Linked DNA regions of Homo sapiens: regions 1, 3 and 4 are each linked to region 2. A link is a loop called in an ENCODE intact Hi-C map of the cell type or tissue named here. Cell type or tissue: gastrocnemius medialis. All regions are shown on one strand.

Region 1 (4,000 bases), 240 kb before region 2:
TATTAGAAGTGCTTTGGCTCTTTATTTAGAAGTCTGGTGATGTTTTTGTGACCAGAAATTTGTTGTAGGAACTGAATCTTATTTATATCAAGTAGCTGGTGGTAAAATTGGTTTTGTTATATGTCGTTTTGTTTAAACTTTTGTTTAACAAGCAATAGGTTCAAAGAACCTATTTAAGATATAAAGTGAGGAATTAATGTGTGTGTGTGTGTATATATATATATTTTGTAAAATCACTGCCTTTTTAAAGGGTAATTTGGGAACATTTTTATCATTCCTCGGAACGAAGGATAAACATTCCTTTCCTTAAAAATAACATTGGAACATCATTTTCCAGAAATATAAGAATTCTCTCACAGTGGTTGCTATTTTACTTTTCAATGACTTGCCAAAACTAGAAAGCAGAACATATAAAATTTCATCTGGAAATGATTTCTGGGACTTATGTGGTTTTTGTGCTGCTATTCTTTTTTGTGTGTTTTTATGTTAGGAAAAGTCATAGAAGAAGCCAAATTTGGTGTAGGAGCTGAATTAGTTACTGTGATTTACTAGAGATGGACAGGGACTGTGGCAGTCTTTGGCAGGCCTCGAGGAGCAAACTGACAAAGCTGTCATTTTCACATTTAGAATTTTCCATGTGTTCACTGCCAGCCTAGAAACCCCAGGAGCGTGGTGTCCCCTACATTTTCCAATATGTGAAGATGTTCTACCCAGATCTCTCATATGATTGATTCTACAGCCCATATAGAGTCTTGCCCTGTTATTCTAGAGTCACCATTCAGAGTCATCCAATATTCTGAAGAGCTCTTTTCCTTTCATAAAGGCCTTTTCATATCGCTGAAAACAGTTAATCATCAATCTGCATTGAATATCCAGTATATAAAAGAGACTGAAATAATAAACGCCAACTTTTATTGAGTGCTTAACATGTCACAGGCATGATGCTAGTTAAGCTCTTTTCATGGATTATCTCACCTAATTTTCAAAAAGGTTTATTAGTATTTCAAAGGGGCAAAACTGAAGATCTGAAGCCTAGTACTTTTGCAATACTGTAAAGTTGCTAGTGGTAGAATGCTTTCTGATTTTGAAATCCACACTGTTAACCAAGAGACCACTTCATTAGCTAATGAGGGTTCTCTGGAGTTGCTAAAGGAAATGTCATTCATACTTTCTTGAGAGGAATGGATCATATTGCACAGGAAAGGGATGTAAGAACATATATGTATTGTTCTTACATCATATATGTGTGTGTACTAAAGCCCTGTTAGAATGATGAGCAAGGAAGGAATGAGTTTAACCTTTAAATTAGACTGACCTTGCTTCAAAACTTGGTTTCTCCACTCACTCCCAGTGCAGACTTAGATGAGTTATTCATTGCTCTGAGCCAAGTTTTCTCCACGCTTAAATAGGAATAATAATTCTCCAAAGTTTTTTTGAGAATTTGGAAATACTAATATGTGCATAAAATGATTGAAACAGTGTCTGACATATAGAAAGCAAACCCTAAAAAGTAATATATAGATAACCTTTGAGGCATTTTCAAGTCAGTGAATTTTTACGTTTGGCAAGGACCTGGGTAGTTGAAGAGGATAATATGATAGGCAATACAAGTGAAAATAAAAGAAAGCATAAAGACTTGAAAGCAGAAACAAACAAATGGTGTGTGTGTGTGTGCAACGTAAGAAAGTTTGATTTCCTATATAGAGAGTTTAGTATGCTGTGTAATGTGAGATCACATTGCTTAGTGTGTGATAGAAGCTTGGGTGTAATAGAAGCTTAGATATGATGGGAGCTGCTGTGGAATCCCCCTGCAGAGTCAAAGTCTGTCATGTTGAAACTCCACACTGTCAAAAGCAATGGTATCTTGAAGTTTGTCTGATTTAATTATGTTGACAACTTCCTAGGAAAGACACCTTCAGAGCCTGATAGAGGCAAGCAGGTGATGAGATGTCCGTTTTGTATGCTGTGCCCACCACATAGCATGATTGTAAATACTTAGTTCTCTTGAAATAACAACTGTGAAGGAGGAGTGCCATGGGGAGGTGAAACGGATGCAATGATCATTTAACTTTTTCTATGGTTCTTGGGCCTGAAAAGTAGGAACACCTCTATGTTCCTGGAAATTGAGAAAAAAAAAATGTGAATCAGAAGAGATCATATATTCCGTATTGCGACTACTCTGAGTCATATCAGTAACACAAACATTTGATAATCATTTCTTAATTAAACTTCTGAACATTTTTTGACATTTTATAAAACAATGCTTTTCCCAAACTAATTCTATTTTGAGCTATCAGAATGTATATCCTGTTTTCTTGCATTTTCACCACCAGATGGCAGTGATAACCTATTCATTCATTTCTTTCTCTTTTTTTTTTTTTTTTAATCGTTCTCTTGTTTAATGTTATTCTAGAAATGAACCAGTAGCTCTAAATTAAAAGTGATGGCCAAAAATTCCCACTTTATTTTCTACGACAAGTCAGCATGCTAGAGTCACAGTTCCCTTGTGCAAAGAAGTGAACAAAACGTGCATGGAGGGAAGCACAGGAAATATCGTGATTTTGTGTGAGAGCTGGAATGCCACTAAGTAATAAATGACTCTGGTAAATTGTAAAAGACTACCTTGGGTTGTGTATATTAAAAGTATATAAATTTCCGTGTGTGTTTGTGTCAGAGAGAGAGAGGTCTTTGGGTTTGGGGTAGAGGTTGTATAAATGTGACTTCAAAATGTCGCCTGTCATAGGCTACCCTTGTCACATTCTAGGGTTAACCCTGTTAAGGGTGAAAAAGTGAAGTTATCAAAAAATGAAGTGGGCCCTTACACAGCACAGATGTACATGACCTCGGTCTTTACTCCACTTAATCACCACTTCCTTACTCAGTTTGTCTTAATATTGCTTATTTCATTTTTCAGATATTTTCTGCAAGAATAGTTTTCTTGTTTAACTATCCTGGATTTACAAATACATGTTTCAGCTTGGAAAACAAAATTTTTTGTTTAACTTTTTGTATTTCGTAGCAATAGCAATGAAAATCTTCTAAAGATTGGGGGAAAAACCTATAATTTTTTTGGACACACTTCTTTAAACTTTGCTTGATGAGGCTGTTTTTAAATGAAACATTCACATGCAAAATTCAAGAGACCGGGAAAAATAGTCTGAAATTGATAAAGTTGTTTGTCCATTGTATTTTTAGTCAGGATTATCTGGACCATTTTTTAACATCTTGGAGTCGTCAGTTGATCTGGTTTTAGTTTCAGCTGAAAAGGACAATTTTCTGTTCTCCTTCAGTTAACCAAGACGTGGTCACAGACCAGGCAACACAGGTTTTGTCAGTGAGATACCATGGAAAGGAAAAGAGGCCTTATAATTATAATCAATAGGTCTGGGTTTGATGGTGTACTTTCAAAGACCACACATATGGCTGTGGGCATGTTTTTATCATGATCTATAAAATGGGGATAATAACGCCTATATGGGGTTCATTGAGATAAAGTCTATGATCTTTTGGCATGCACGCAATAGTCAATAGAGAGTTTTCTTTCTCTCTCAGTTTACCCCCTGGATAAAAGTAGGTTGATTCTGGCTTAAGTTACAAAGAGGAAAAGCTGTGTCTTCCACATTTGTTTCTTCCAGAAGTTTACTCCATAACCATCCACTTCCATGCCTTTCTTTGGTCTGGAATTTTCCTGATGATAAGCTAATGGGGAAAATAATTTTTTATTCTTATGCTTTTTGCAGCCTTTTAAAACACATAATATGCATCTAGAAGTTAAGCTTCTTTACTTAATTGAATAAGAAACAACATTACAAATGAATGCAACATAGTGAAGATTAAATAAGGTAATTAACAGGTCGGTGCTTTGAAACGTTTATTCTGTTATAGGATTGGAAGGATGTAAGAGCATGCTTTAATATAGAAGGTTTCTAAAAGCCTATGTCTTAAAGGGGCCTCTAAGATCCATCTCCACTAAAGAGCTTCCAACTCTGATATATATTTC
Region 2 (4,000 bases):
CTGAATAAACTTTAAAAACAAAGATCAAAGTGAAATTTTGCTTCTAACGTATGTCTATGGAGCAGAAAACATAAAATAGAAATACTCCTAATTATCTAACTTACGATTTCATGGCAAGAATCGCACCCTCAGTGTTTTTATTCCTCGAAATGCATTACATGAAATTCCACACATCTAGAACATATACATTTTGGATTTAGTTGGTGAATATAATACCTGACCTATCCAGTCTGTTGGTTCCTCTGCAAGACACGAGCAGTAGTTATCTGATTTAATTCTAAAAACACATTTAAGTGCTGAGGCATATAAGGTACACCATTTATTGTGGCCAGCCCTGTCCTTTGGAAATAGACTACAAGTAAAGCAAGTGAAAACTTGTCTTCCTTCCTGTTCACTTAGCAGAAAGCGTTAGTTCTGATCGAATAGCAATTGCAGAGAGTTTAAAATGCTGGAAACACCTGGAGAAAACATGCTAAATTTAAATAAAAGTTTTCATTCTTACATATAAAAGGATTCATTCTTTAATCGTTTAGAGATTAACCAAATTCTGTTATGAAAGAGAAGCAGGACATTTTAAAGAACTTAGGGCTTTATCATCATCTAGAGCATTTTCAGGATGGATGTCACTTGCAAAAACAAATGCTGTAATCACTTCTTTGAAGTTATTCAGTCCCTAGTTCATGAAATAAAAACTAGAAGATGTATAGCTAGTTAGCTAGCTACCATGGCTATAACTATGACAGATCCAAGTGGGAAAATCACTGGCAAAAATGACCACTGACTTCTGACTTAGTGCCTGATCTGAATCCACCCATTTACTCTTCAGTGGCTGTGAAGTACCATCCCACACCAAAAGAAATGTTGAAATTACTCAGTAGGTATTCCTTAGATACTGCAATGGGATTTTAAAAAAAATCCCAAACTGAACAAATAAAGCAAAAAATAAATACCTTGGGCAATAGCTTCACGCTGCTTCAAACCCCTGCCGGTGCACTTGAGCTACCTTCAAAACACCGACTTCCTACACTGTCTTAAGATGTAAATTTCAAACCCGGACGCAGAACTCCTAAAAAAAAGTAAAGAGTAACAAAAATTAAGCAGATAGAAAACTACTTCTTGAACATACAAGAATTGTCTACAAGAAAGGCGGTAATAATAACTCCTAATAATAATAACTCCTTTCACTGTTTCCAGTTGATTTGAGTAGGAGACGGCAGTTTTGAAGTAAAACTGGAAACCTGATCCCCACCCCTTCACTTCTCGAGCCGGGCCTCGTCCCTTAATTCTAGAAATAGCGATCGCGAAAGCTAAGTGCCGAGAAGTGCGAGAGAGTGCGAGGGCGTTTTTGGATAGCAGAAATGTTAGCTCAAAATCGACAACTTACAGTTATTCCTAAAAATGTTTAAATGGCATTCATGTAAAAGACACGGATTCACTTACTCCGATGACAGTTTTCCTCCCCTAGGCGAAGCACGCAGTGCGCCGGAACGGATTATTTTTAGGGTGGTGGGAGACCAGCTGCTGCCTCCTATCGAGTTTCTAAATTGCACAGACTGCTCTGGGCCGGGGCAGACACCGCGGCTGAGAAGCAGGAAACTGGGCAGAAGCCCCGCGCGCCGCGCCTGGGGCCGGAGACCTTCCCCATCCCTGCTCTGCTCAGCTTTGACTTGGGGCGGGCGCGACGCCGCGATTTTACAAACCCAAGTAATAGGCGTCCCCTTAAACTTCATTAGACACTGAAACTTGGAATATGATTCCATGATTCTCCGGAGTCGGGTTTTCAAACGTCAAAACACTCAAGGTATTCTTGTTTCTTTGTTTTGTTTTTCCATGCTCTGTAAGCACCCCTTTATTAGCCACGTAAGGAAGCGGATTTGGGGATTTCGCTGTTTCCCCCTGAACGGATCCGGGAAATGAAGGGCTCATTCTAGGTAGAGGCACCCACTGCTGGGTTATGAGTGCACGAATGTCTCACAGGAGCAAGGCTGGCTCAAGTCTAATTTTCCGCTTTTCCCCGGCGACCTAGAAAACTTGGTTTCTCTGGTGGACCAGCCGCCGCGCTATCGAAGGGCGACCCTTGCCCACCGTCCCCTAAAGTGAGACGCTGATTCCCATGGACTGCGTAAACAGTCACCCTCTTCTCCTGTTTCCAACCAGAGACATAATTAACTCTCGAGATAACGTGTTTATATTAAGATCACCCCACAACCACTCCCCCGCGAAACACAAGCCGTGAATTTTGTCCCCGACAACCCTCTTTAATTAACACCGGATTTTCTCAAGAGCCAGTTTTGAGTCAGCTTGAGATAAGCATTGTTTTCAGGAACTGTCGTATTTTAATAAAGGATGGTCAGCCGGGCGGACTTCTGCCCCTGAGGCTCCGCATGCCGTCCTCAAGGGGCGCCGCTGCAGGACTGCGGTCTGCTGGCGCTGGTCCCCAGATCTGAACCCTAAACACCGGTGGCCTCGTGGCCTGTGCGATGCAGGCCGACTCCAGCCCTGCCAGTCCCAGGGGATTTCTCCGCCGGCGCCCCACTCTTGGGAAGGTCGCTGCGCTTCCGGGTGAGTGCCTGACCTGCGTCAGCGGCTGGGACTTGAACCCGCGGCCGCTAGGAATCTGCGAGGCCATATGGGGCCGAAACCTGGGAGGGTCCGAAGACTCCGTTCCTGTGGCCTTTGAACGCTTGACAACTTTACCCTGGAGCTGTCTGCAGCGGCGCAGGGAAATAAGAGAGCGTTTCAACAGTGAGGATCCTGGTACTATGGATGCAGCCCAGGGTGGCCGGGTGAGCAAGCTGGACGCGAGGCCAGAGGCTCTCCAGGGCATCTATGGAGAGAGAACTGGAAATAGGGGGTGCCAATAATCCCAAGATGAAAACTCTTGAGTGTGACTACACAAAATGAAGTTTACTTGAGGATTATAAAAGAATATTACAATTCATTAAGGTCATTTACAATGTTTAAAAATCATGCTTATTGTAGAAACTTTGGAAGATGTGAAAGTGTACAGAGGAGATCAAGGAGCCCCCCGTAGATGCACCTGTGCACACACACCCATAAAACTACTGAAAACATTTTTTTTTATGTTTTAACAAACACAGGCGGTATGGTGCATTGATTAAGAGTGTGGACTAGGAAGGCAGCCTGCTCGATATCACATCCTGCTAGTTAGTTCAGAGACTGAACAAGTCACATAAACCCTCTGTGTATCAGCTTCCTCCTCTGTTTAATGGGACAATAAAGATAAATAATTTAAATAAATATAGAATAATTTTTAAAATAATTTAAATGGCTATATACTATTCCATTGAAAGGCTATACCATAAGATTCATTTTCCCGTTGTTTGACATGTATTTGCCCAATTTTACTAATATCTGTGATCATATGATGACCTTTTTTCATAAACTTTTTTTCTTTCTAACAAGTAATGTTTTAAGATAAATTATGTGAAAAATAATTACGGGATCAAAAGTGGTAGATATTTTTAAGGCTGTCAACATAGAATGCAAAATCACCCTTCTATGAAGTTCGTATTAAGTCCCCCAAATTGTATGAGATGAGCTATTACACTTATACTCAAACCAGCATTGGATATTGCTATTTTTTATTTTAAAAAAATATTTTAACTTGACAGATAATATTCAATTCTGTTATTCACATTCAACATTTCCCCACTATTGATTAATCTTTGTATCCCCTCTTTTGTGGCAGTTTGTTCACATACTTGTGTACCTCATGGGTCTTAATGAAGTTTACCATTTGTATAAATGTTTCATAAGAGTATACTAATCAAATGTTTAATAAGAGGATACTAATCCTGCTTCATATATGACACATTTTTCCCAATTTGTCATATTGTTAAAAAATGATAGTGCTGCTGCCTTTCAAAAAAGTAAGAAAAAAGTTTTCATGTGTTCTGTAAAGATTTATTAGAGCACACACTATGTGCTAGACATAGAAGCTAGTGATGAGTCAGATCTCTAGGGTCTATTGCACTTC
Region 3 (4,000 bases), 60 kb before region 2:
AGAAGCAGTTAGGAAATTCCAAGTCCAAAATATAAGGAAAAAATACAAATTCAAAGGTGTGAGCCCCAGAACACCTAAGCCTCTTTCCCCCAAGGGTCCAAGTATAGCTAAGAAGGAAAAAAAATCCAGTTATAAAGACTTGTTCTAAAAGGTGTCAATGTTCGTTAGAAAGCTATAGTAATCATTACAGCGGAGTACTGAACACACATAAATCTGAGAAAAATAAATGAAGGCTATCAGTTGATTCACACACATATAGATCCTTGATGTGTAACTGATATCACACTGAAGATCAGTGGGGACAGTGATCAATAATACATGGGGCTAGGCAACTAGATATCACACTTGAAAACATTAAATCAGACCTTACTGATTTACTACTAAATTTGGGAAAATGACTACTACTAAATGTACTACTGCTACATTTATGATTTACTAATAAATTATTCATCCCTGATTTACCTACTAAATCACATCCCTACTTCATACTAAACACAAAAATTGATCTTATGTGTATTAAAGGACTAAAGTTAAAAAGTGTAGCTTCAAAGCTTTTAGGAGCTAATATGGAACGTCTTCATGGCCTCTGGGTAGGAAAAGTTTTCTTAAATAAGATGAAAAACCAAAGCATTAACCATAAAGGAAAAGTTGTATCCTAGACTATATTAAAATTAAGAACTTCTGTTCAATGAAAGATATCATAGAGTGGAAAGCCAAGTTACACAGAGTGGGAGAAGAATTTTGCAACATATGTGACTGTCAAAGTAGTACCAAAAATTTTTAAAGAGGAGAAGGACAAACAACCTGGTAATTCACAAAAGAGAAATCCAAACTCAAACCCCAGTGGCCATTTTCATAAATATATCTTATATCGAAAGTTGCTTGACCTTATTTGTAATCAGAAAAATGCAAATAAAAACCACAGCAAGATACAGTTACACCTCTCCCAGCACACAACACGTGGCAAAAAAATGAGAAGCATTTTTTTGGTGAAGATGTAGAGCAACAGGAACTCTCAGTCACTTCTGGTGAAATTGTAAATTGGCACCATCACTTTGGAAAGCAGTTTGCCATTATCTAGGAAGGTTGAGGATGCACATACCGTACAACTCAGCAACTGTTCACAATAGCCCCAAACTGAAAAATACCCAACAGACCATCAAAAGTAGAACAGATAATTAAATTCTGGTATATTTATAGAATGGAACAATTTGTACAATAGAACAGCAATGAGAGTGAATGGATTACATTTATAAAATATAGGTGAATTACACATACATAGTGTTGAGCAAAAGAAGCAACACACACACACACATATACACATATTTAAACTTTTAAGAAACTAAAAATATGTTCTTAGGGAAGCAAGCATAGCAAGAATAATCAAGGAAATGATGACTATAATTGCCACAGGGTGGCAATTATATCTCAGGGAAAAATATAAGAAGACAGCAGATATATGTGTTGGAGCATTTTCTGAGGGAGCTGCTGATATAAATATGTACTTCTCTGCAGTATGTTGTATTTCACAATAAAAATATTTCAAAAATATATTATTACCAATTTGTGAGCTTTCACCGTAAATAAAAAATTAATTTGGGCTTGAAAGTGAGCCTGAAACTGCGGAGGCCATTCAGAAGCACAGCAAAGTCAAAGCCATTGATAAGCAGCTATTTTTCTTAATGCATGAATGGTCAATTTTGGAAAAAAAATTCATAATAGTCTCTCTTTTCTTTCAAAAAGAAAATTAATGAAACACATGGAAAAGACATATTTTTAGATTCCTACTATAGTGAACAGAAAATGTCAATTAAAAACTGGCCCTGTTTTTTATTCACCAATACATTAGTTGTTATCTGGGCATAGTGGGGAAACAACAGCATAGAGGACCATTTCCAATCTCTCATTCCTTATCTTTTCATAGCCCCTAGTTCACACACTGCCTGAACATTATAATCGCCTAGGGAACAACACACACACACACACACACACACACATTTTTTAAAGCTTTGTAAGTGATTCTAATGCATAGCCAAAGTCAAGAATCACTAGAGCTCTCTTTAAAATTCATATGTGACATATCCTTTTAACCCCAAAACAACCACACTAAAATGGCATGTCCACCTCAAGATGGGCAAACCATGGCTCAATGAGGCATAGTAATTTGCCCAAATATCATGCATCAAATTAGTGGAAAAGGGAGGGCTAGCACTAGCTTGTTCCACTCAATCACATGTTTGTTCTGATTATGAAGTGGCTATTGTGGTAAGGTATTGTGTCAGGTGTCAAGGAGAGAGAGACCTAAACATAGCTCTTGGCTCTACTATAAACCCCATACTGAGCCTCCCCGTCTCTGTGACTGGCCTAGGCTGTGCAGGAGAATTGGATATCCTCCAGTAGCCAATGCAGCCAGTTTGCTAAGTTTCCAGGACTCTGGCAGCTCCCATGGATGGAGGCCTTTGACTGCTGCCGGCAGCTCTTCCAATTCCTGCACAACACTGATTACTCCCTTTTATCCCCAACTCTCGGTTGCCTGTTCTGCCTTAACTTAAGCACAATGCCTGGGGAGAGTCCAAATAGCCAAGTTTGAAATGAGATCAAGGGCAGTACCGGGAAACTGGTGAATGCATACACTAGTCTGAGTCTCCCCTGATTGAAAACAATGACTATTTAATTTATATTCCTGAAATTTGAACTTATAATATTGGTATTCTCATTAATCAATTTATTTGGTTGATAAACATAGGAATACCAGAAAAAATACATGTGACACTAGCTTCTAAAGCAGATTCAGAAGAAAGTCACATTCTCTGGTTATTGAAATGTGCTGCTGGAGCAAAAATTGTGGTTGGGAGATGAGGAAGAACTGACAATTAAAACTCAGAATTTTTTTTTAAATGTTATTAGGGTTAATGACAACTGTAAAAACAATTTAAAGGCACAATTTGGGACACTTTCACAGAACTTCACCATAAAATAGTAACATAAATGTTTCTATTCATGTAAGAATCCAGGAAATAAAAATAACCTTTATTGCAATGTCCTCTGTTTCTGCGGGACGTAGACGCCGTGTTGATTGCTCATAGCTGTCCAGGTGATATCTTCCAGGCTGTTTCCTGTTTATAGTTTTTGGCTGCTGCATTCCAAATGGAAAAGAACACAAGTTGAGGCTTTATTAAAAAAATGAAGTTTTACTGAACACTTACTCACATTGCTACCTAAGTTCCAAGAAAAAGAAGTGGATGTTATATTTTAATTATTTCAGTGACTCCTTCATAAAAAAAAATGAAAAATTCTTAAGCTATAGTTAAACCTCATTCACATGCCTCTTGAGAAAAAATGAAAAATATGAAAATAGGATACTTGCAAATGATGGAAGTTAAAGTACAGAGTCCCAAACTAAGTTTTGGATAATCTTTCTCTGATGATATGGATGGATTATGCCCAGGCAATAAAAACAACTGCATGGTGTTAAAAGGTGATCAGATTAACTCAGGTCAAACTAGAATCCATCTGTTAGGCTATGATATGGTTTGGCTGTTGCGGGAGGGACCTAGTGGGAGGTAATTGAATCATGGGTGTGGGGATCTTTTCCCGTGTTGTTCTCGTGATAGTGACTAAGTCTCAGGAGATCTGATGGTTTTACATAGGGGAGTTCCCCTGCACATGCTCTCATGCCTGCCACCATGTAAGATGTGCCTTTGCTTCTCCTTTGCCTTCCACCATGTTTGTGAGGCCTCCCCAGCCATGTGGAACTGTGAGTCCATTAAACCTCTTTCCTTTATAAATTACCCAGTCTCAGGTATGTCTTTATTAGCAGTGTGAGAATAGACTAATACAGTTATCAGGCTTGTAAACATTCCACCCGTACATTATTGATAATTCTCTGAATCATGAGGATTTTTAATCTGATACACTCACATAAATCAGATTGAGCTACACGGCACCCAGCTTCTGCTATGGATTGACAAAAGCATAAAGATCTAGATTTTTTTTTGTC
Region 4 (4,000 bases), 110 kb before region 2:
CTCTCACCTCAAGTCCAAGGCAAATATGCTTGCCCCTAAAAGACATACTTGATCTTCAAGTTCAGGAAAACCAGATACAAAGGTAACTGCTAACATTTCTCCCTTATGATTTCGGGACATTCTTTCAGTAAGCTATTTCATCAGTAATTATATTATTCATATATGATTTTTTCCCTTATAGAACAACACACACACACACACACACACACACACACACACACACACACACTCACATATCAAAACAAGGAATTAAAGCAAGGAATTATGGAATTATGGTTTGTATAGGGTTTGGGAATAATGTTTTGGTTTTGTGATAAATCCTAAGTAACACTTCACTTGCCTTTATTTATCTATACGTAATTCCCAAGAAACTCTGTCCTGCCTTCTTCCAACTGTCACAGCTACCTGGAGGGAATTTATCAGCAACCAGTACTTCTGTCAAAACTTTGTGAAAAATAACTATGCTGTGCTGTTGAATAATTTCTACATAATGACTAATATAGTTGAGGAGAATCTCTGTAAACCAGTGAGAAATCATGATAATAAAAGCTCACAAGGATGTCCAAGATTCTTGTTTAATCTGTATCCATCAATCAACTACTCAGATTTTAATTTGGGCTCCTTCATTTCTACCCTATTAAATTCCCTTTACCATCTTCCTTCTCTTTTCTGTTGTGTTTTGAAAGAAAGCCTATATGTTAGTGAAACGCAATTAGTGGAAATAAGATTCTCTCAATAGTAGAGATAAACATGCTTTTTCTTTTCAAAACCGGCAAATACCTATTTAAAAAATTACACTCAACTCAACATTACCATCAAAGTAGCTTATCCATGTTCCGGATCGCACAGACTACAAACTATATTCCTTGCCTTCTGGAATGTCTTTCTCATCTCTCCTACTTGATACTCCAGCTCATTGGCTTATGAACCCCCTACCAGGGCAGGTACAATTCATTATTCATTCATGCATGCATTCGAAAGACATTTCTTGAATGCATTTGCCAATCAGTGTAGTAGGGGATTTATGTTACTTTTAATCCAATGCCCATACAAGGTACAAGGTACACATTCTTATTTTACAGATGAGGAACTGGGACTAAAATTAACTTGCTAGACCAAGTCTGTGTGATGCCAAAGCTTGTGCTTGTTCTTCTACATTATGCAAGACAGAAGGCAACAGATGATTAACTGTAGTTTTCTACATTTTGCACTAACATGACCCTCCACTGGCTTAAAACGTAGAAAGTTGCCATCCTTCCAGGCAGGACCAACTCAGTGAAGGAAATGAGTACATCTGTTCACTTGCCAAATGTGCTCTTTTGGAAAAAAAAATTTGAAGTTATACAAATATTTGCCATTCCATTAACTTATGTGATCTAGAAACTAATGAACACAAAATGAATTTTTGCTTTTTGGGCTATTTGTCTTGTCATTAGCTAAAACATTATGACAAACTTCATCTGTAACATAAACAAACCTGAGCTATTTTAAAGTCCAGAAAATGTGAAGCTAGTGCCGAATCTCAGTGGAATACTAATTTTTACAACTGTCTGCCTCTTTGCAGCAGGCGTCTTCTCTATTTGGTTTCCATTTCGAAATCATGAAATGAACGTACCGTCCTGACCTCCAGCCATCTGTTGGCAGCTGAGAGAAATAAGTAGGCAATGTTGTTTGTATCCGTCAGTTCCAGCATACGTTGTTTAAATCTGGTTTCATGCCTGCAGAAAACAAAAACACGATGTTAACCACACAACAGGAGAGGTAATAAGAAACAGTCACACTTATTACTACACTATTTACTCAACACAGTGACAAACTGATGGCATGGAATGATCAGTAAATAGATTTCTTTTTTTTTTTTTTTTTTTTTTTTTTTTCAGATGGAGTCTCGCTCTGTTGCCCAGGCTGGAGTGCAGTGGCGCGATCTCGGCTCACTGCAAGCTCCGCCTCCCGGGCTCACACCATTCTTCTGCCTCAGCCTCCTGAGTAGCTGGGACTACAGGCACCCGCCACCATGCCCGGCTAATTTTTTGTATTTTTAGTAGAGACGAGGTTTCACCGTGTTAGCCAGGATGGTCTCGATCTCCTGACCTTGTGATCCGCCCACCTTGGCCTCCCAAAGTGCTGGGATTACAGGCGTGTGCCACCGCACCCGGCCCAGTAAATAGACTTCTACTTCAAAATAAAGACCAGCTACTACTGCTCTTTGCATTCTTAGTAGAGATGGTGTGGTCAGGTGTTTATTTCCTTTCTTATACCCTTACTAGGAAAAAGAGTCCTTCTAATAACAACATTGTATTAAAGATCAGTTCATAAATTTCCACATAATTATTGTAGCCATGAGAATAAAGCATAGCCTACTACATTAAAAGGGCCTTACAAAATCCAGGATAAATTGTGTAGAAATGCAACTGTACCGATATTTTGTGGCATTTATTTTACTTTTCCAAACAACACAGTTAGAGTTGGGTGGGAAGTGCTGGCACAGAACCAGGGAAGACAGAAAACTATGCATTTGCAATTGGCAAAAATATACTTTTAAAATTATCTTTTTGCCTAATATTTCTGGGAACCAAAGGAAAAAAACTGGGGTGGCAACAAGTAGAGGATGGGGACACTAGAGATGACGGCAAATGCTCTACACCCCCAAATTCTGAAATATTTGTAAGGATGGTCATTGCATAAAAGGAATTTGGTCTGTGTACTTTCAGGGTTCTATGATATATATCGTTTGGATATTGATCTTCAGCAAATTAAGTTAATTCTTGGTGCTCAATAAAATCACACCAAATTCTGTGTAACCTATTTTATAAATAAAACTGTTAGTAAAAGCCCTATCCATTTAAACATCTGAGCCAATATCTCAAAGAAATTCATGTTACATGGTAGAAAAAATCTTCTCTAAATCACAACAATAGTCTCTTTTTATTTCTCAATTATTTTTCCTGAATAACAGAAACATTGGAAGGCTGGATAATATAATAAAAATAACTGGTTTGAAGGTAGGGAAAATACCAAATCAAAATGTGATTTATTCACTCTCTGCAGCCACGGCTTGTCTTATAGAGACCTCCCATCTATGGGTTATGTTTGCAAGAAATAAGCAAACTTCATCTGACAAAATGGCAGTGATTCCTTCTGGATAAAACACTTCCCCCACTCACCTCCCCAATTTTTAAGTAAAATTGTAAAAATGTATAATAAATCATCATATGTCAAAGAATGAAGATATCCTGGGAGGGGTGTTCATTTGGCCCACTGAAGTAATCCATACAGGCCAATATAAAGCAGACGCTTGATATCTATCCAATCAATCTGATCATTCCAATATGTCAAAAAAGATAGATAATTCAGTCGGACAGTAAGCTCTAATCTACAATAATCAGAGAACTCAGCAATCATAGCTAAATAGTTACCTCACATTGAGTTGAGTATCCATGACCCAAATGCCATGCTGCCATGCACAGGAGGACCTGGCCTGAATGGCAGCACTCATGCTGTGGGACTAAGCAGTCCAAGCTTACCCTCCAGCTGACCTTTTTAGGGATGAATATAGAGAACAACTGAAGGGTAGGGGGGATGTTCAAAGGGTTATAGGATTTACTGAAACAATGAACATGAACCATAAAGATTATCTATCTATCTATCTATCTATCTATCTATCTATCTATCATCAATCTATCATCTCTCTATATACACACACGCAAGGCTCATTTTTTTTTTTTTTTTGAGACAGTCTCACTCTGTTGCCCAGGATGGAGTGCAGTGGTGCGATCTCAGCTCACTACAACCTCTGCCTCCCAGGGTCAAGCGATTCTCCTGCTTCAGCCTCCCCAGTAGCTGGGACTACAGGTATGTGCCACCATGCCCAACTAATTTTTGTATTTTTAGTAGAGATGGGGTTTCACCATGTTGGCCAGGATGGTCTTGAACTCCTGACCTCAGGTGATCCATCCACCTTGGCTCATTCTTTTTTGTACTTGCTAGGTACATGTTTGGT

Evidence for each region. Peaks named below come from ENCODE experiments on the same cell type or tissue, not always from the same donor. Only the 100,000 strongest peaks of a DNase experiment are listed, where the experiment ranks them.
Region 1: a loop joins it to region 2, with 4 times the contacts of the local background. A loop is called at or near these places in 6 of 110 quality-filtered maps.
Region 3: a loop joins it to region 2, with 2.0 times the contacts of the local background. A loop is called at or near these places in 13 of 110 quality-filtered maps.
Region 4: it touches region 2 in a loop (2.2-fold over the local background); 15 of 110 quality-filtered maps call a loop at or near these places.

What each region holds. Positions count from the first base shown.
Region 1 is chr12:21,695,686-21,699,685 of GRCh38, forward strand. All of the region lies in intron 1 of KCNJ8-AS1 (KCNJ8 antisense RNA 1), which reads left to right. Among named protein-coding and RNA genes, the nearest start is that of KCNJ8-AS1, 35 kb to the left of the region's middle. In gastrocnemius medialis, a CTCF peak has its summit at 2,328 (motif pointing right); no DNase peak of the experiment used is centred here; H3K4me3 peaks cover 306 bases.
Region 2 is chr12:21,939,760-21,943,759 of GRCh38, forward strand. It overlaps ABCC9 (ATP binding cassette subfamily C member 9), which reads right to left and starts at 1,667. Exons shown (of 40, transcript NM_020297.4): 1 at 1,441-1,667; 2 at 951-1,066. RefSeq lists an enhancer at 1,100-2,077. In gastrocnemius medialis, a CTCF peak has its summit at 2,390; DNase peaks (open chromatin) are centred at 1,532 and 2,442; H3K4me3 peaks cover 3,313 bases; H3K27ac peaks cover 3,561 bases.
Region 3 is chr12:21,879,738-21,883,737 of GRCh38, forward strand. It overlaps ABCC9 (ATP binding cassette subfamily C member 9), which reads right to left. Exons shown (of 40, transcript NM_020297.4): 16 at 3,029-3,136. Among named protein-coding and RNA genes, the nearest start is that of ABCC9, 60 kb to the right of the region's middle. In gastrocnemius medialis, no CTCF peak of the experiment used is centred here; DNase peaks (open chromatin) are centred at 2,364 and 3,674; H3K27ac peaks cover 4,000 bases.
Region 4 is chr12:21,827,343-21,831,342 of GRCh38, forward strand. It overlaps ABCC9 (ATP binding cassette subfamily C member 9), which reads right to left. Exons shown (of 40, transcript NM_020297.4): 31 at 1,616-1,718. KCNJ8-AS1 (KCNJ8 antisense RNA 1) reads left to right here. Exons shown (of 5, transcript XR_007063241.1): 3 at 1-82; 4 at 1,565-1,761; 5 at 1,881-1,919. Among named protein-coding and RNA genes, the nearest start is that of KCNJ8, 55 kb to the left of the region's middle. In gastrocnemius medialis, no CTCF peak of the experiment used is centred here; a DNase peak (open chromatin) is centred at 1,629; H3K27ac peaks cover 4,000 bases.